3 separate regions of the Homo sapiens genome follow, and regions 1 and 2 are each linked to region 3. The links are chromatin loops, found by intact Hi-C in ENCODE. Cell type or tissue: GM12878. All regions are shown on one strand. Each heading gives the region's core, and the rest is flanking DNA. Links, peaks and the distances in the headings are about the cores only. Region 1 has its middle 76 kb from the start of TMCC3. Region 2 holds the start of MIR492 (microRNA 492). Region 3 overlaps TMCC3 (transmembrane and coiled-coil domain family 3).

Region 1 (6,565 bases), core at 686-5,685, 100 kb after region 3:
CCTATTATGTCAGCACTTCCATAGAATCTGAAATTGTCATTTATCATAATGAGGTATCTTTCTGAGATGTTTATATCAGCTGCATTTTCTGTTTTTTCTTTTGAGACAGGGTCTCACTCTGTCGCCCAGGCTGGAGTGCAGTGGCACAATCACGGCTCACTGCAGCAACTCGTTTGACTTCCTGGGCTCAGGTGATCCTCCCACTTTAGCCTCCTAGGTAGCTAGGACTACAGGCACATGCCACAATGCTAGGTTAATATTTTTGTATTTTTAGTAGAGACAGCATTTCACCATGTTGCCCAGGCTGGTCTCGAATTCCTGGGCTCAAGTGATCCACCCACCTTAGTCTCCCAAAGTGCTGGGATTACAGATGTGAGCCATCACGCCCAGCCCAGCTGCAAATTTTTTGATAAAGTCTTCTTTGTTTTTATCCAAGTTACTAATAACATGGCTCTTTATTACAGGCATTACTTTAGTTTGGTCTAAAACCAACAGAATCAACATTTTCTGGCAAAAATCATCCACTTGACTGTCTCCAAATAAGTATACAATCTTATTTTCAATATTTTAATGAGGAGTTTTGTGACTGCTTTGCTGAAACTGAGATTCACTATCTAGATATTGTTCCCTGAGCCTGGTTACCATAATGAGTGTTGTTAGCGAACCCTTATGGGTTCCTGGTGATCTCTTTATTCTTCTCCAATTGCTGACAAATATTTGAGGATCTATTATAAACTTGTCAGGGTTTACATGAAATGTCAAAGACCATTTGTGAAAAAGTGGAACAACACCCTGCATTTTCCTATTTTTTAGGATCGCTCCTATTCTCTATAACCTTTCCAAATTTACTAATAGGGCCAGGCGTGGTGGCTCATGCCTGTAACTCCAGCACTCTTTAAGGCAGAGGTGGGAGGCTGGCGTGAGGCCAGGAGTTTGAGACCCGCCTGAGCAACATGGCGAGGCCTCGTCTTTAAAATAAAATAAAATTAAAAAAAAAAAAAAAAAGAGTACTAACAGTTGCTTTGAGGTCAGTTCCTTTACATGTGGGATGTAATCAGCTGGGTTTTCTTCACATCTTTCCACCTATCCAGTGTTTCAGTGTCCTTTTAATTCATTTGTCTTTTTAATTGAAAACTTTGCTGAGATAATTAAAGATTTGCATGGAGTTGTAAAACATAATACAGTGATCCCTTGTACATTGTACTGTTTCCCTCAACTGTTTTTGCAAAACTATAGTATAATATTGCAACCATAAAATTGACATTTGATATAATTCCCCCCATCTTACTCAGATTTCCTGTTTCACCTGGATTTTTGTATGTGAACCTCTATACAATTTTATCACTCATGTATAATTGCGAATCCAGTTAAGATATTCAACGGTTCTAACTCTGCAAAGATTCCCTGTGTTGCCTATTCATGACTCTTTTAAACACTGCTTGCTTTACTCTCTTTGGTTTTTAGATCAATTTCCATGAAGGAAAAAGGAGATGCAAAATAAGAGTTGAGAGGCTGTGCCTTCACTGCGCTACTTGTTAACATTATCACTTTCTATTCCTTTTCAGCATGGTTTCTTAATCTGCATAAGAATTTCTTTTTAAATATTATTGTTATTTTTTCCTAGAATTTTAAAAATGCTTTCATGTCCTTAGGTTTTCTTTATCTGATGTCCATTTTCATAATTTCTTTGAAATGTAGCTTGGTAAGTGGGTAGAGTGGTTTGCCTGTTTTTCTACTTTGTAGTAGAATGAAATAAATAACAGCACCCATTTGGGACACAAATTAATTGACATTGTTTCCTACATAGTTTCCAATTATAAATATGTATGAAATACCTTTTATTTGGGTATTAAACTATAATGAGCATTTGTAGCTATTTAATGCACTAAAATATCGTTTCTGGGCCAGGCATGGTGGCTCACACCTGTAATCCCAGCACTTCGGGAGTCCAAGGCAGGAGGATCCCCTGAGGCCAGGAGTTCAAGGTTACAGTGAGGCTACTATTGCACCACTGCACTCCGGCCTGGGCAACAGGGTGAGGCCCCGTCTCTACTATATATAAAATTTCCCTCAGTAATCTCTTTGAGGAATAAGATCATATTTTATACCTCTTTTGTATCTACAGTGGCCGCTGTGCTTGCCTTTTCAACATATATGCCCCAAATGATTAGTTTTAAGCCAAAGATTGGCCCTTGCTTTATAAAGTGGCAGACAGTACATATTTTAGGCTTCGTGGGCCAAACAGTCTCTGTCACATTACTCAACTCTGCCACTGCAATGCAAAAGACAATATGTAAATGAGTGGGCGTGGGATATGCCGATAAAACTTTATTTATAAAAACAGGCAGCTAACTGTAGTTTGCCTACCCCTGATCTAAGCCAACAGTGGCAACTTCCTCAGCCAGTGACTGGTTTACAAATGCACATATGATCCAATCTGGTGAAAGGGATGTGAGAAAAGTCTGATGGGGGCTTCTGGGAGAGACGATTTCACATGTAAGACACACAAGGAAGAGACAACCCTTTTTTCCCCCTTGGATGTTACCAAATCTGAATGTGATAGCCAGGATTGCTAGAGCCATCTTGTTCCTGATCTAAAGATGAGGCCATCAAACATAAGGGGGTTAGGCCACGAGAATCACAGAGGAGAGCAGCAGCTTGGCATACTGGGCCTGGAGACAGCCCCACTTCTTAGGGAAGACAATAAACTTCCTTATTGCTTAAGCCAATGCGTTGGCCCAAAAGCATCCTAATTACTGTAGCACCCCCTCTGGCGTTCAGCAAAGTACTTCACAGAGAATAGATGTTCAGCAAACAACAGTTTGCTGGTCTGGCTAACAATCTGAACCATGAATTTATGCAAATCAGAATTCCTTCCGCTGTAAATAAACTAGTTCCTCTTATAATCCTCTTTTTTTCTTAAAAAAAAAAAGGATTAAAAAATAGAAAAACACCAATGAGAGGAATAATATAGTAAACCTATATTATTTAAGATGAATAGAAAAGTGATAAGTTTTCATGTTTTCTGAAAATAAATGTGTTTTAACTTATTTATCCGTTCCCTGCAGTTTTCCTCCTCTTACTTTAAGCCTCTCTCTCCGTGGTTGGCCCTTGGAAGGCCTGCCATATGCAAATGTGTGTATACTCATCAGTCTTATTAGGCGTAGTTCCAACTGGCCACCCCACATGAACACAATTAAAAGTTAAACATCAATTAAAATTCACAGACTCCATTTAGCTTTCTCAAAAAGCACTAAATAACGGTACACATTTGGGACACAAATTAATCTACATTGTTTCCTTCATCAGTCTTTAGTTATCAAACATCCTAAGCCTCATTTTAGACTCTGTTAATTGCTCATTCAGCCCACACTGAGTAAGCAATGAAAAACGAGCCCGAGACAAAAGAACAAAAGAATGAGATGCCACAGTGGATCAAGTTTAGTCAGCCAGGTGGTTCGTCAATGATGGTGGCACTGGAGAAATCCTGTGTGAGGACAAACACTGTCCAAGTGAGGGGCATGTGGGTGATCTCTCTTACGAGACCTCCACTGATACATGCATCTGCTTATTCATGGACGTCGATATCTAATAGGCATGTCAAGTTTCAACAGGGCCCAAACGGAATGCATAATTTTCCCTCTAAATTTATTCCTTTTCCCTCTTCCTCCATTTCAATAAATGGCACTCAGTTGCATAGGCCCAAATTCAGCATCACCCCTGATTTCCCATTTTCTGTATCCCCACGACCAAGCCATCAGCAATTCCTATCGGCTCTGTGTCCAAAATCTGTTCATCCCTCTTCATTCCGCTGCCAACCCCTTAATCCAGGCCTCTGTCATGTGTCCCCTGTGGTGACTGCCTCCGCTTCCTGACTGGCCTCCCTCTGCCCCTCCTGCCTCTCAACAACCTACTCTGCTAAAAACTAAATACCATCCCATTGCTCCCCTCCAAATGTGTCTCCACTGCATTTTAGAATTAGACACCTGTTTACTTTCCTATTGCTGTAACAAATGATCTCAATTCAGCAGCTTAGACCAACGTACATTTATTCTCTTGACAGTTCCGCAGCTCAGAAGTCGAAAATCAGAGTGTTGGCAGGGCTGTTTTCCTTCTGGAGGCTTCGGAGGATAATCCAAATTCTCACCTGCTACAGGCTGCCTGCACTCCTTGGCTCATGGCCTCTTCCTCACTTTCTCTGACTCTGATCCTCCTGCCCCGCTCTTATAAGAACCTTTGTCATCATATTGGGTCCACCCAGATGATCTCCCCACATCAAGATCCTCCACTTACTCACAGCTGCAGCGTCCCTTTTACTATGTAAGCTAATATAGTCACACAGCACTGGCTCTGGAATGAGACACAGACATTTAGCGGGGCCTCATTCAGCCTACCACAAAACTAAAACACAACACACAAAAAAACCAGTTCCTTCCTGTGACCACCCGGACCTATGTGCCCAGCCTTGCACATCTCTCTCAGCTTGTCCTCTACTGCTCTCTCCTCACTGCTACACCAGCCTTCTTCTGTCTGTTCCTTTGATGTTTCAGCTCGCCCTTACCTTAGGGTCTTTACCCTTGTTGTTCTCTCCATCTGAAGTGTTCTCCCTCCAGAAGTCCACATAGTGGTTCATTCACGAGAGCCCAAATGTCCTTTCCTCACTTACTGTCCTTCGAGATCATCTCGTCTATTCTCCCAGACCATAAGCAAACTCTGAGGGAAAAGTCCCCATCTGTCTTACTCATGCTCCACCCAGCACAGTGACTGACACACTTACCAACTTAACAGTTGTTGAAAGAATGAACTATCTAATTTCAAAATGTTAGTGATCTCTGGCTGGGTGCAGTGGCTCATGCCTATAATCTCAGCACTTTGGGAGGCGGAGAAGGGCAGATCACCTGAGGTCAGGAGTTTGAGACCAGCCTGGCCAACATGGTGAAACTCTGTCTCTACAAAAAATACAAAAATTAGCCAGGCATGGTGGCCGGCACCTGTAATCCCAGCTACTCAGGAGGCTGAGGCAGGAGAATTGCTGGAACCTGGGAGGCAGAGGTTGTAGTGAGCCGAGATGGCGCCACTGCACTCCAGCCTGGGCGACAGAGAGAGACTCCGTCTTAAAAAATAAATAAATAAATAAATAAAATTATAACCCATTTTGGTTTTATAATCCATATATTTATGTAAGTACTTTTTAAATACATCGACATTTTGACCCTAGATCAGCTCACAGGATAAGACTAAACAAGATGAAATGTAATAAAACTGACTTTGAAGTATTACTTGAGACCAGGAGTTTGAGACCAGCCTGGGCAACATGGTGAGACCTTATCCCTACAAAAAAATAATAATAATAACAGCCAAGTGTGATGGCTTGTGTCTGCAGTCCTAGCTATATGGGAGGCTGAGGTGGGAGGATTGCTTGAGCCCAGGAATTCGAGGTTGCAGTGAGCTATGATCATGCCACTGCACTCCAGCCAGGGCAACAGAGTGAGACGTTTTAAAAAAAAAAAAAAGACGATAAAGCCTACAAAATATTGGAGAGGTGGAAATGCAGTGAGGCGATGGTGCTGAGAAAAATATGAATAACAATTACTATATAAAGAAGACTTAGAAGGATTAATTATAGTTAACTCAAAACTCCGTGTGACTTGTCAGCATGGTGTGGCTACCAAAAACATGACCTTCTGTGCACTGGAGATTCCTAAGCAAAAAGAGGAAAACCGATTCTTGGACACACTAAGATGTTTTAAAATTAAAGCTAAGTTTCAACTAATCCTTAATTGTTACAGTCCTGTGTCATTTTTGTATGAGGGCCATCATCACTAAGATCTGTCATTATTGTAACAGGAGTAGTGATGCTGTAAAAAGGAACAGGACACAACTGGAGGCTGCGGAAATGGTAGGGAGCATGCCAACATCTCTCCTGCGAAGGGCAAGCGGAGATACTCACATCCCCAGATTAACATGGTATTAAGTGCTCAATTCAAGCCAAGATAGACTCTAAGGTCCAAAGGCAAATGAGGTATCCAAGAAAGGAAGCAGAGGTCCCACGGGGTGAGGGGTGGGAACAGGAAGCACCACTATATTGCACCGTGTCAGGTCCGCCATAGTGGAGGTGTGGAGGGCCCCACCTTGTGAACGATTTATGTTTTATCCTAGAATGCAAAGTAGGTTCCCTCTTGACTGACAAAGTACAATGCTCTTCCTCTGCTGGTACCACTGATAGCATTCATAATATGCTTTTACGAATAATGCAATCTGGAGACATCTGAAGGATACAGCTTTTGGTCAATAAATCCAACTCTAAAAGCCCTTTTAAAGCTTTGCCCAACCACCTCGGCCTTCTTTAATAGAATTACTTCTGTTTTTCCACAGAATGATTTCTCCTCTGATTAAGAATCACTTCAAACTATAGAAGAGATGCATATGACAGATCTGTGTATCTTCAGGACTTTCGTGATGCTAAATGGCAAACACATGTGGGTCAGAGTTGAATTTCTTAGGACAATAGTGAAAAGCTGAGTGCCATCTCCTCCTCCCCATGTCATCCCTCTTCAGGATATGC
Region 2 (6,565 bases), core at 784-5,783, 210 kb after region 3:
CTAGAAGAAAACCTAGGCATTACCATTCAGGACATAGGCATAGGCAAGGACTTCATGACTAAAACACCAAAAGCAATGGCAACAAAAGACAAAATTGACAAACGGGATCTAATTAAACTAAAGAACTTCTGCACAGCAAAAGAAACTACCATCAGAGTGAACAGGCAACCTACAGAATGGGAGAAAATTTGTACAACCTACCCATCTGACAAAGGGCTAATATCCAGAATCTACAAATAACTTAAACAAATTTACAAGAAAAAAATCAAACAACCCCAACAAAAAGTGGGCAAAGGACAAGAACAGACACTTCTCAAAAGAAGACATTTATGCAGCCAACAGACACGTGAAAAAATGCTCATCATCACTGGTCATCAGAGAAATGCAAATCAAAACCACAATGAGATACCAGCTCACACCAGTTAGAATGGCGAAGTCATTCTAACTGTTCATATGGACCAAAAAAGTCAGGAAACAACAGGTGCTGGAGAGGATGTGGAGAAATAGGAACACTTTTACACTGTTGGTGGGACTGTAAACTAGTTCAACCACTGTGGAAGACAGTGTGGCGATTCCTCAAGGATCTAGAACTAGAAATACCATTTGACCCAGCCATCGCATTACTGGGTATATACGCAAAGGATTATAAATCATGCTGCTATAAATATGCAAAGGATTATAAATCATGCTGCTATAAAGACACATGCACACATATGTTTACTGTGGCACTATTCACAATAGCAAAGACCTGGAACCAACCCAAATGTCCATCAATGATAGACTGGATTAAGAAAATGTGGCACATATACACCATGGAATACTATGCAGCCATAAAAAAGGATGAGTTCATGCCCTTTGTAGTGACATGGATGAAGCTTGAAACCATCATTCTGAGCAAACAATCGCAAGGACAGAAAACCAAACACCGCATGTTCTCACTCACAGGTGGGAACTGAACAATGAGAACACTTGGACACAGGGTGGGGAACATCACACACCAGGGCCTGTCATGGGGTGGCGGGAGGAGGGAGGGATAGCATTAAGAGATAGACCTAATGTAAATGATGAGTTAATGGGTGCAGCACACCAACATGGCACCTGTATACATATGTAACAAACCTGCACATTGTCCACATGTACCCTAGAACTTAAAGTATAATAAAATATATATATAAACAGCTAATAAGCACACGCAAAAATGCTCAATATCATTAGTCATTACAGAAATGCAAATTAAAACCACAATGAGATACTACTACACACCCACCAGAATGGCTATAGTCAAAACGACAGACAATATCAAGTGTAGAATGGGATGTGGAGCAACTGGAACCCCCTCATACCCCAGAGATGGGAAGGTTAAATGGTACAGTCACCGTGGAAGGCACTGTAACAGCTTTTCAAAAGGTTAAATATACATCTACCATATGTCCCAGGAATTGCAATTCTAGGTGTCTACCCAAGAGAAATAAAAACATTTGTCTACACAAAAACTTGCATACAAATGATTATAGCAGCATTATTCATAATAGCCAAAATGTAGAAACAACTCAAACGAACATCAACTGGTGAATGAGTTAACAAGATGTTGTATATCCATATAATGAGATACTCAGCAACAAAAAGGAACTACCAATGTACATTACAACAGTGAAAAGGGTCAAAAACATGCTAAGGGAGAAAAAGCCCGTCACAAAACCCTATATTAAATCATTCCACTTATATGAAATTTCTAGCAAAAGCAAATGTATGAAGATAGAAAGTGGATTAGTGGTTGCCCAGGACTGGGGGTGGGAGAAGAGACTAACTGCAAGTGGGCACAAGGCCACCTTGTGCTGTAATGGGCATGTTCTATAAACATGGATTACGGAGATGATTGCACAACTCTACAAATTCACTAAAAATCAATGTATTTACAATGGATGGACTTTAGATATGTAAATTATACCTCAGTAAAGTTATGGGCTCAGTTCAGAGGGCAGATCTTCCAGTCATATTCATGATGAGTCACAGGCAATCCAAAGATAGAAACAAAATGGAGAGAAAGAATACATTTCCTTCTTCTTCAATTTTATTTATCAAAAGCACTTTCTTCAGGTATCTCAAAATTTAAAGCTATAAGCCAGGCACGATGGTGCACACCTGTAGTCCCAGCTACTCTGGAGGCCAAGGCAGGAAAAACGCTTGAGCCCAGGAGTTTGAGATCAGCCTGGGAAACATAGCAAGACTCTATCTCTCTTTATTATTTTTTTAATTAAAGCTAAAATACCCAGATCTCTTTTTTTAATTATTATTAATTTCTGAGACAGAGTGTTGCTCTGTCATCCAGGCTGGAATGCAGTGGCACAATCTCAGCTCACTGCAACCTCCGACTCCTGGGTTCAAGCAATTCTCCTGCCTCAGCCTCCGAAGTAGTTGGGATTACAGGCGCCTGCCACCATGCCCAGCTAATTTTTGCATTTTTAGTAGAGACAGGGTTTCATCATGTTGGCCAGGCTGGTCTCAAACTCCTGACCTGAAACGATCCACTCACCTTGGCCCAAAGTGCTGCAATTACAGGCATGAGCCACCATGCCCGGCCCCACATCTGTTAAAATATGATTTTGCAGGCAGTTTGCCTGGAGGTTAAGGGTTGGAACTGTGGACTCAATCTGTGTGTAAAACCCAGCACTCCTACTTACTAGCTGACTTTAGCATGTTACTTAGACTGAGTTTCAGTTTCTTGTTCTGATACAAAAAATTAATACATACTACAGAGTTGTTTTAAACTAGCACACTATCTATTAACAGCACATGGTAAATACTCAACAAATGCCGATGTTATTTTTTTATTATCAACACATCATCATTACCATCACTATGACTGTAGTTTCCTTGGGAGACTTGAAAACTTGACTGATATGTGTATGTTCCTAATGTACATTTAGTGCTTCATCACTGCTATATTCAATTTAATTGACTGCCCAAACATAACCATGTTCCCTTATAACCCTCATTCCTTATCTTAGGGACCTTATACTTTGAAATAAAATCCCTGGATCATTTCACTAACAGAACAAAAGCTGTGCTATTCCCTGGCTAAAGCAAGATATTTTCCAATTCAACCATAGGAAAAAAACATTTTTAAAAGGTGCAGTTTTTGTTTGTTTCTAGGATAGGAGAACTGGACAAAGAAAAAATGTCAGCATCTCCTCAGAGAAGCCTGGCAAACAGGGGAAATAACACTAAACAAAGAAAGCCATGTGCAGAGGACCTGGCACAGGAACACAATTGCCAGGCCTTGCACCCGAGAATCACCAACACCTGCAGAGTAAAGCAACGGGCCACGTACAGTGCTGACTGCTTCCTGGGTGACAGCTGAAACCCAGCCAAGTTCAAAAACCCCTCATTGTGGGTGTGTGTTTTTGCTTTGTAACATCTATATGAAAAGGGAAGGGAAACTGCATGGGGTAAACTTTCTATTTTGTAAGACAAGCGTCTTCTTGTTCTCTTTTTCTTTTTCTGGTCAGTGAGTGGAAGGACAGAACCCTGGAAAAATACCTGTGCACCAAGCAAGACAACCCCATCACTGATGTCAGGAAAAGCAGAGCAGTCACCTCTGGCTTGCCCAGCCCACCTCACTCGCCCACCAGCACACACTGCGACTAAAGAACCCCACTTTAGCTGACTGGAGCATTCTTCCAGCCACACACCTCAAAGATCATCTGGGAAGAGATACCACAACACGGCAGGGGGCCGGGTGCCTGTGCCAGGGAGGGACACATGCTCTTCACTCCCCACACTTGCTGGTGAGCCACAGAAGCCCTGTGACCTCAGCACACTCAAGGGAAATATGTCATGGGGCTTACCCTTCATGAGGACCGCTCTAACTTAGCATCCAAGAAAACCTCACAGCCCCTGTGGGGACTTCTCCTGGGCACCACCTAGCTCCTGCCTTAGTAAAGTGTGGAGAAAACCAACTTCCTCACAGAAATGTCTTTTAGAGCCAAATGTAAGTGTCCCTGAAATCAAGTAGACAATGATATTCCTATCATTCTGGGCCTGTCCTTGAAAGTTGTCTCTGTTGTTTTCTTTCCACTAGAAAGTCATAGACCCTGAGACCCAAAAAGGCCCACAGGGATCTAGAGAGGTGAAATAACTTACTAAAGGCCACAGAGGATGGAAGTGGCCAGGCCAAGACTAACACCCAGCTTTATCCACAAAATCTGGAAAATGCTATCAGGCTATCTTCGACCCAGAAAAGAAGCGCTCACAAGAAGAATATCAAGGGAGGCTAGTCCAGACTCTGCAGCTAGTGTCAAAGTTCAAATCCAGTTCTGTCCCTTACTAGGGCACGTAACCTGGGCAATTTCCTTAACTTCTGTTTTCTCTTCCATTAATAAGAGGATAATAACAGCATCAACATTACAGAGCACTCCAAGCATGAATGTATCAATACCGAGAGTTTCTATATGACTGATCATCCTCCTCCTCCTCATCATCATCCTAAAACAGACAGGGGAATGAGAGTAAAGAAGGGATGATAGGAAAAAAAGGTAGAAAGTGAGTGTATGGTCACTAAATAAGTAGAGCATAATTTAACTTCAAAAAATTCAAAGACATGTCTAGGGTCATATCCACAGGGGTTAGTGAGAACATAAAAGCAAAACGTATTATAAACCATTAGGTACAGTATGGCTCCAACTATGTTAAATATTCATACCCACATGTATATACATACTTCCAGAAGAAAGTGAAATAAAATGCATGAAACATTAATTCTCTGGGCACTGGGATTAAGGTTGATCTTTATTGTCTTCTTTATTACTTTTATTTCCCAAATTTTCCACAACAGACATATATTGCTTTAGAAATCAAAATAAATGTGGGTTTTAAAGGCTGTTTTTATTTTTTTATTTTTATTTTTATTTTTTTGAGACAGGGTTTCACTGTTACCCAGGCTGGAATGCAGTTGTGCGATCACAGCTCACCGCAATCTCCACCTCCCAGGCTCAGAAGCAATCCTCCTGCTCCAGAGCCCCCACCACCCATAGCTGGAACCACAAGTGCATGCCACCACACCCAGCTAATTTTTGTATTTTTGAAGAGATGAGGTTTCATCATGTTGCCCAGGCGGGCCTTAAACCCCTGGACCCAGAGCCATCTGCCTGCCTCCGTCTCCCGAAGTGCTCACAGGCAGAGCCGCAGCGCCCAGCCCAAGGCTGTTTTTTAAAAGAAGAAACTTGATACCAGGCCAGGCCTCAAATGGCAAAAGGGCTATTAGGTAGAATCCCAAGAGGCAGGGGCTGTGTTTACTCAGACAGCCAAGGGGGAAGTGCCTGTGTCTGGGAAGAGAACAAGACTTAGGGGGAAGGGGGAAGCTTAACCACGAAGCTTATGCCTGAGAGCATCAGGCCAGGGAAGGACTCTGTAAAATAGGAATAAATTCCAAAAGAAAATAAAACAGAAGTGACGACATCAGCAGTCCCTAGTTAAAAGAAGAAGAAGAAGAAAGAGAATCCTGGAGCAAGCCTCTGCGCAGATAATTTTTTTTCCCTGGCTGGAACAGAAGATCAGTCACCAAAACTAAAAAGCAAAAGATCCAAGTGGCTGAAAAAAGGAATTATGGGCTCCCACTGGGGACAAGACTTGCCTGGAAGCCCATCTGAGGGCTTGCTGCCCTATCCTTCACATCTGAGATTATCCCCTGATCCCAGCCAAGACCAGGGATTTCCTGCTTTTTGGCATCCAGATGCGAGAAATAGATCTGCTGACTCTGAGATCACTGACTGACACTAGCCAGGGCCCAGAGAGAACGCCGCCGTGGGGTCTAAGATCGAGTTCACCTGGCATCTTTCTCGGCACGTATCTTCCTGGCTTGTCCTCAGTCTCCACTCCTCTCAGTTTGAGTTCCCACCTCACCTCTTTTGCAGAGATTCCTTGTAGCTCATATGAAGGAGTGGACAGAAGACACAGAACAGATAGCAGAGAGAAGTACTGGGGGCCTCCCAGCTCTTGTTCAGGGCCCCACTTTCCTCTGACAAGCATGTTAAGGTTTATCCAGATTATCCCTCCAGTTCCCCTATTTCACAGATGAGGGAAATGAGACAGAAAAAGGGGGACTGTATGTCTGTGCCCATCAAAGTCAGATGAAATGATACACTGTCTTAAGACCATCTGATTCGGGACCTTGCCTGAGGTCACAAATCTTTGTAGTGACAGAGCCAGGACAAGCACATAACTATCCTAATGGCTGCTCCTTCCTTCAGCACTGTGGCTGCCTACGAGCTGGACTGCAGTCTCTACTGCTCACTAGAAAAGTTCCAGTCCCCCAGCAGGCACAGGGGCTCCAGCAGCCGCGGCGTGTCCTTGTCCTCCTTCGGGGGGCTACAGCGGCATCCTGTCTGGGTCCAACGGATTGCTTGCGGGCAACGAGAAGCTCACCATGCATAACCTCAACAACTGCCTGGCCTCCTACCTGGACAAGGTGCACGCCCTGGAGGCAGCCAACAGCAAGCTGGAGGTGAAGCTCCGTGACTAGTACCAGAAGCAGGGGCACAGGCCCTCCCACAACTACAGCCACTAC
Region 3 (6,565 bases), core at 564-5,563:
CTATTACCTTATGCCCCAGGGCTGCCTTACTTTCTTCAAAACCCAGATCAGGACCTGCAACCTATGACCCAAAGCACTCTCCTTGTAAATTCAGGATTCCCTACTAAGCCAGTCCCTAGCTTTTTCTCTCTCTGAACTCTTTAAACACCTTTTACATTCTCCTCTTTCTCATAGCTCATGTCATTCCTCCAGGCAGAGGCCCCTGAGTTTCCTGTGGTTAGTAGACATGGATAGCTGCCTGCTGCATCAGACTCAGCTGAGCCCAGGAATCCTTCTGAAAATAAAAGATTTATCCTACAAATTGGTGCAACCTTTGGGAGGACAATGTGTTTGCCTCTATTCTCATTTAAAAGGCACATGCCCTTTGACCTAACAGTTTTGCTTTTGGAAATTTATCTAAATATGGTTATAGAGAAAAATGTACACAAGTTTTCAATACAGTATTACAAAGCAAAAGAAACATGAAAAAACATCATCCTGGGAGGAACTTAAATCGCATATCAATAGGCGACTGGTTAAATAAATAATAGATATGTATATTTTGTGTCAAGACTATTTCTGTAAAGACACATAAGAAACATAACATTGCAGCCAGGCGCAGTAGCTCACGCCTATAGTCCCAACACTTCAGGAGGCCGAGGCAGGTGGATAACCTGAGGTCGGGAGTTCGAGACCAGCTTGACCAACATGGAGAAACCCTGTCTCTACTAAAAATGCAAAATTAGCTGGGCGTGGTGGCGGGTGCATGTAATCACAGCTACTGGGGAGGCTGAGGCAGAAGAATCGCTTGAACCCGGAAGGCGGAGGTTGCGGCGAGCCAAGATAGTGCCATTGCACTCCAGCCTGGGCAACAAAAGCGAGACTGTCTCAAGAAAAAAAAAGAAACATAACATTATTATCATTGCTATCTCTGGGGAAAAGGACAAGAAGCTGGAAAAAGACACTTTAATTTTGCTTTAAGCCCTTTAGTACTGTGGAAATTTTTTTTTTTTAATAATTATTATTTTTTTTTTGAGACAGAGTCTTGCTCTGTCGCCCAGGCTGGAGTGTAATGGCGCGATCTCGGCTCACTGCAACCTTCGCCTCCCAAGTTTAAGCGGTTCTCCTGCCTCAGCCTCCCGAGTAGCTGGGATCACAGGAGCCCACCACCATGCCCAGCTAATTTTTGTATTTTTAGTAGAGACAGGGTTTCACCATGTTGGCCAGGCTAGTCTTGAACTCCTGACCTCAGGTGATCCATCTGCCTCGGCCTCCCAAAGTGCTGGGATTACAGGCATGAGCTACTGTGCAGGGCCTGTGGAATTTTTTTTTTTTCAAATGAATTCACACTTAAGCTACTTAATAGAAAAAAATGTGAACCTTTATCATTTAGAGCTACTAAACACTTCATTAAACAATATCACTTAATCTTTGCTAAACACGAACTAGAAAAACTAGGCACAAATAGAAACTGTATAGACCAGATATACATTAGAATGGGTCTGCTTTAGCAGTTAATGGTTTAATCATTAACCAGGTCAGGGTATTTTTCTCTAAGGCACTTTATGTGTTGCTGACTCTTCTACAATCTAAGTGGCTCAATGTAAACCATTCCCCTTGTGCTAAACATGCGTGTTTATACTTAAAGTCGATTTCACTGAGGAAATTAGGGTAGGGTCAGTTTGTAAGGTTTTGCCCTAAACCTTAAAAAGAACACAAAATCCTTCAGGTCTTAAGCAAGATTGATGCCCAGGCCCTATGAAGGACACATTGAATCTTCTGTATATTTTTTAACAAGCTCCACAGGTAATTTGGATGTGGCTGGCATTGCCTCGTGCACACCTAAAGTAACCATGCTTAGAAAACGCTGTGTTATCCAAAAGAAACACAGCACAGAGAATTCTATGAACAAACTATTGCAGTACTCTAAGATTTTAAAATAAGTAACTTTCTCAAACACTGATATGGGGTTTAGAGTTAACACTGCGGGTAAGCAAACCCACCAGGCTCTCTCAGTTGACACAGCTCTTCTGGCTCCTTCGAGGAAGTGAGGACCAGTATGTGGAAGAGCCTTTGGGGCTGGTGTTTCTCAAGCTACAGCTTCAGGCAATCTCAGGGACAGAACCTGGACTGTGCATCTGACAGCCGCCTTTCTACCTCCCACCTCCACCCCATTCTTATGTCCAAGTAGTTTGAAACTATTGAGCTAGATCAGTATATCCCGAACACCAAATTGTTAAGAGTGGATGGAGCCCCAGTGATCTTTCCCACTCCCCAGACCAGTGAATCAGGAAATCTCTACTGGAGGTTCTGCAGTACCCCAGGTTCTTTATCTAAACAGGAAAGTTAGGAAACACCAATTTAGGTCAAACTCATTTTAAGATAAGGAAATCAAGGCCCAAGAAGTTTAAGTGATTTCACCAAGGACTTATAGCTGATTAATGATAGCTGGGAGCTGTGAAACCTGGTGAGCTAATTCTTCCCTCTTAGACCAATACTGCTTGTTATATTATGTGTAATCATGAGAGCCCCAGTATCTGTGCAGTTTCTGATTCACCAGGAAGAGGCCCCAAGTGATTAATAAAGCCTGAACCCAGGGGCATGTCAGAACGCACCACTGGTTTAAAGGATGACTGACATGGTAAAGTGTCCAACGTCAACCTGCCCTCGGAATTCTTTCACTTTCAGTATCAGTAGGAGAAATATACAATTGTACATTTCATAGAAAAGTAAACCCAGCCCCACACAGTTAACAACCAGGTGAAGCGGGAACACAGGACAATTCAAAGTTTTCGGATCACACCATTTCTTGGTCAAATATTAGTACCTTCAGCAAAAGACCTCTAATTACCACACACTTTTGGTTATGGCAACAGCCTGCTCCTTACTTTTGGGAGAGAGGAGTACTCCACACCCATGGCCTGAAACCAGGATCTCCAAACCCATCAAAGAGAAACATGGATGGGAAACCAAACCCCCCAAGCTTGGAAAGCATCCAGCAAGCTTTAATTCAGGGAGAGTTCAATCGAGATATAATTGCCTCTAATTGGCCCTCCCACACGATCTCACAACATACAGCTATAATCAGTTCCACAAAGAATATGTTATATTTCTTTTCTCCCTTGAAAAGCCAGAATCCTCTCTTGTTAGGTACTTACCATCACTGTTTTGATTTTTGTAAATATACCGAGACATTAAAAAAGGAAGAATGAATGGGTAAAAGCAAAGAAGTAGATGGATTTCTTTTTTAAAATAAGCACTGATCCCTATGACCTTAATGATAACCCAGTGCGATTCAAATCTGTAATGGAGACTGATGTCGACTCAGGAAACCTTTCTAGTCCAGGGCACATGTGATCCAAAAAACACATTCATCTGGTCGGACATTTTCCATACTCTGATTTTTATCTTTCTTGGCATGCTCAACTCTCCTTTAATAAAGTCACAACCCTTTGTTGCCATGGAACCCAATCAGACACGGAGCCTGTTACTATGACTTCCCTGCAGATATAAAAAAAGACCCAGTGACCAAAAGACCAGCTCTTTCTTAAAAAAAAAAAAAAAATTACAAGGCAAAGAGGCTCCAAAAAAACCTCAACACTTCTGTATTTACTGAAGTTTAATCTTTTATGTAGGCTCACCTGAACTCTTCAGCCAAAGCTAGCTCATGTTTCAGCTGGAACTTTCCAAAGAAAATGATTTTACAAATAAATACCTAGGCAAAGAAGGTAAAAAATATTCTTGGGATATCTTACTTTTCTTCTTCTTCTAGGCAAGCTTTCTGAAATTTGAGTAGCTGTTTAGCAAACATGTGTCAATCAGCAGCTGCCAAATTGCAATATTCATTTCCATCAATACTTAATGTTGCCAAGAGCTCATTATTTCTCTGAAAAGAAAAGATATTCTAAACAATACAATCAATCCTGTGTTCTGGACCTGGACTAAATCTGCAGGAAAAAAAAAAAAAATCTGAGACTAAGCAGAGTGGACTGAGCAGAGCTACTTAAGGGAAGAGAATTAACATTTGTTGAGTGCCTACCATGAGCTGGGCACTTTTACGTCATCACGTCAGGACCCTGTAACTGAGGCAATGCCACCTCTGTTTGGCAGATGAGGGACCAAGGCTCAGAAAGCTTAAGTACTTAAGCAGCTTGTTCAAGCTACCAGGCTAGAATGCTGCCTGGCTCCCAAAGCCAGAGCTATTCCTTCATTCAACCAGCACTTATTTCTGCTCTCACAGGTGTTGTACATTTTGTTATGCTTCTTATTCTTCAGGAGCGAATTCACAGCCTGTAAAGCTTGGCTGTAAAGAGAGCACGGTGTCCATCTTTACCGGCACAGGGGCCAGTCTGGCTACACCCACGTACAACTACCACCACGTCTATACAACACCAGCTACCCCTTGGGGGAATCCCGAATAAATGCCCTGGCTACTTGCCTAAGGAAACACGTGTGGGCTAGGCACCCATTACACCCTTCCAGAGGTTGGGCCACGGCCCAGAGCCTTCCAACCCTGGACCTCATGGTGGGGAGGACCAGGAAGCTCTGGGTGGCCTTTTCATGTGCAGTACCATCGGCAAAGTAAAAGTCAAGCCATGCAAACCACAACAGTTTCTCCAACCTGGTTTTGGACAACCAGCTTCAAGAAATGACTAGTAAGAAGGAATGTGGCAAGCCACAAAAGTTATAATTTATATTATTAATTATACCAGCCTCTCAGCTAAAGAAAATTTACCTATTTCATGTACAAAGATTATAACAACTGCTTTCATTAAAAGAAATTTTTAAAATCACCCAAAACTGCAATACGATACCACTTCATACTTACTAGGATGGCTGTAATTAAAAGACAGATAATAATAAGCACTGGTGAGGATGTGGAGAAATCAGAACCCTCATACACTGGTAGTGGGAATATAAACTGGTGCAACCACTTTGGAAAACACTCTGGCAGTTCCTCCAAAGGTTAAACAGAATTACCATATGACCCAGCAACACTCCTTCTAGGTATGTACCCAAGAGAAATAAAAACATATACCCCCACAAAAACTTACACAGAAGTGTTCATAGCAACATTATTCTTCATAGCCAAAAAGTGAAAACAACCCAAATGTCCACCAAATGTCACATATCCATACAATGAAATATTATTCAGCCATGGCCAGGCATGGTGGCTCATGCCTGTAATCCCAGCACTTTGGGAGGCTGAGGCAGGTGGATCGTCTGAGCTCAGGAGTTTGAGACCACCCTGGGAAACATGGTGAAAACCCGTCTCCACTAAAAAACGAAAAAATTAGCCAGGCGTGGTGGCGTACGCCTGTAGTCCCAGCTACTCAGGAGGCTGAGGCACGAGAATCACTTGAGTCTGGGAGGCAGAGGTTGCAGTGAGCCGAGATCACACCACTGCACTCCAGCTTGGGCTACAGTGAGATTCTGTCTCAAAATTAAAAAAAAATATATTGTTCAGCCATAAAAAGAAATAAAGTACTGATTCATGCTACAACATGCGTGAACCTTTTAAGAGAGGGGGAAATGAAGAATAACTGCTAAGGGTATCTTTCTGAGCTGATGAAAATGTTCGAAAATGGGCCAGGTGCGGTGGCTCATGCCTGTAATCCCAGCACTTTGGGAGGCCGAGGCGGGTGGATCACTTGAGGTCAGGAGTTCGAGACCAGCCTGGTCAACATGGTGAAACCTTGTCTCTACTAAAAATACAAAAAATTAGCTGGGTGTGGTGACACACCCCTCCCTCCTTGCCTACTGGGGAGGCTGAGGCAGGAGAATCGCTTGAATCCGGGAGGCCAAGGTTGCAGTGAGCCGAGATTGCACCATTGCATTCCAGCCTGGGCAACAAGAGCGAAACTCCATCTCAAAAAAAAAAAAAAAAATTTTTTTTTTACAGAGGTTTGATTACCTCTGTAAAGACTGTATTTCCAAATAAGGTAATGTTGTGAGGTAGTGGTGGTTAGGACTTCAACATATCTTTTGGTGGGGGACACAGGTCAAACGATAACACTGACTTTAATAGTAAATGGGCTGGGCGTAGTGGCTCATTCCTGTAATTCCAGCACTTTGGGAGGCTGAGGTAGGCAGATCACCTGAACCTGAGGTCAGGAGTTCTAGACCAGTCTGGCCAACACGGTGAAACCCTATCTCTACTAAAAATACAAAAATTAGCCAGGCGTGGTGGTGCACGCTTGTAGTCCCAAATACTCAGGAGGCTGAGGCAGGAGAACGGCTTGAATCTGGGAGATGGAGGTTGCAGTGAGCAGAAATCGTGCCACTGCACTCCAGTCTGGGCAACAGAGCAAGACTCCATCTCAAAAAAAAAAAAAAAAAAGTAAATGATATGGCAGTTCCAGAAGGGCAAATAGTCTCACCGTGAACGAAGGTGTCACCACACACAATTTTTCTAACAGAAAAGTTACGCAAGGGTTGAGGCTTTCCATCATCCAGGAGGCAACAGAAGCATTCCAAATTCCACAGAAAACCTGCCCTGCAGCAGTCACTACTGTACTGACACATGGGGAGCGATCTAGAGCACCAGTAACTTCAGTTAACATTCATTTAAATTATTACCTTTGTA

What was found. A loop is a pair of places that touch in the nucleus more often than their neighbours do. Peaks named below come from ENCODE experiments on the same cell type or tissue, not always from the same donor. Only the 100,000 strongest peaks of a DNase experiment are listed, where the experiment ranks them.
Region 1: a loop joins it to region 3, with 2.1 times the contacts of the local background. A loop is called at or near these places in 1 of 110 quality-filtered maps.
Region 2: it touches region 3 in a loop (2.9-fold over the local background); 1 of 110 quality-filtered maps calls a loop at or near these places.

What each region holds. Positions count from the first base shown.
Region 1 is chr12:94,723,236-94,729,800 of GRCh38, forward strand. No RefSeq gene overlaps it. Among named protein-coding and RNA genes, the nearest start is that of TMCC3, 76 kb to the left of the region's middle. In GM12878, for the core only: a CTCF peak has its summit at 2,760; no DNase peak of the experiment used is centred there; H3K27ac peaks cover 203 bases.
Region 2 is chr12:94,827,849-94,834,413 of GRCh38, forward strand. It overlaps MIR492 (microRNA 492), which reads left to right and starts at 6,550; the gene lies at 6,550-6,565. RefSeq lists enhancers at 3,151-3,200, 3,351-3,560, 3,571-3,780, 5,951-6,452, 6,453-6,565. In GM12878, for the core only: no CTCF peak of the experiment used is centred there; a DNase peak (open chromatin) is centred at 3,393; H3K4me3 peaks cover 3,237 bases; H3K27ac peaks cover 4,589 bases.
Region 3 is chr12:94,619,293-94,625,857 of GRCh38, forward strand. The region is part of intron 1 of TMCC3 (transmembrane and coiled-coil domain family 3); the gene reads right to left. Among named protein-coding and RNA genes, the nearest start is that of TMCC3, 28 kb to the right of the region's middle. RefSeq lists enhancers at 1,971-2,090, 2,431-2,750. In GM12878, for the core only: no CTCF peak of the experiment used is centred there; a DNase peak (open chromatin) is centred at 2,599; H3K4me3 peaks cover 425 bases; H3K27ac peaks cover 1,741 bases.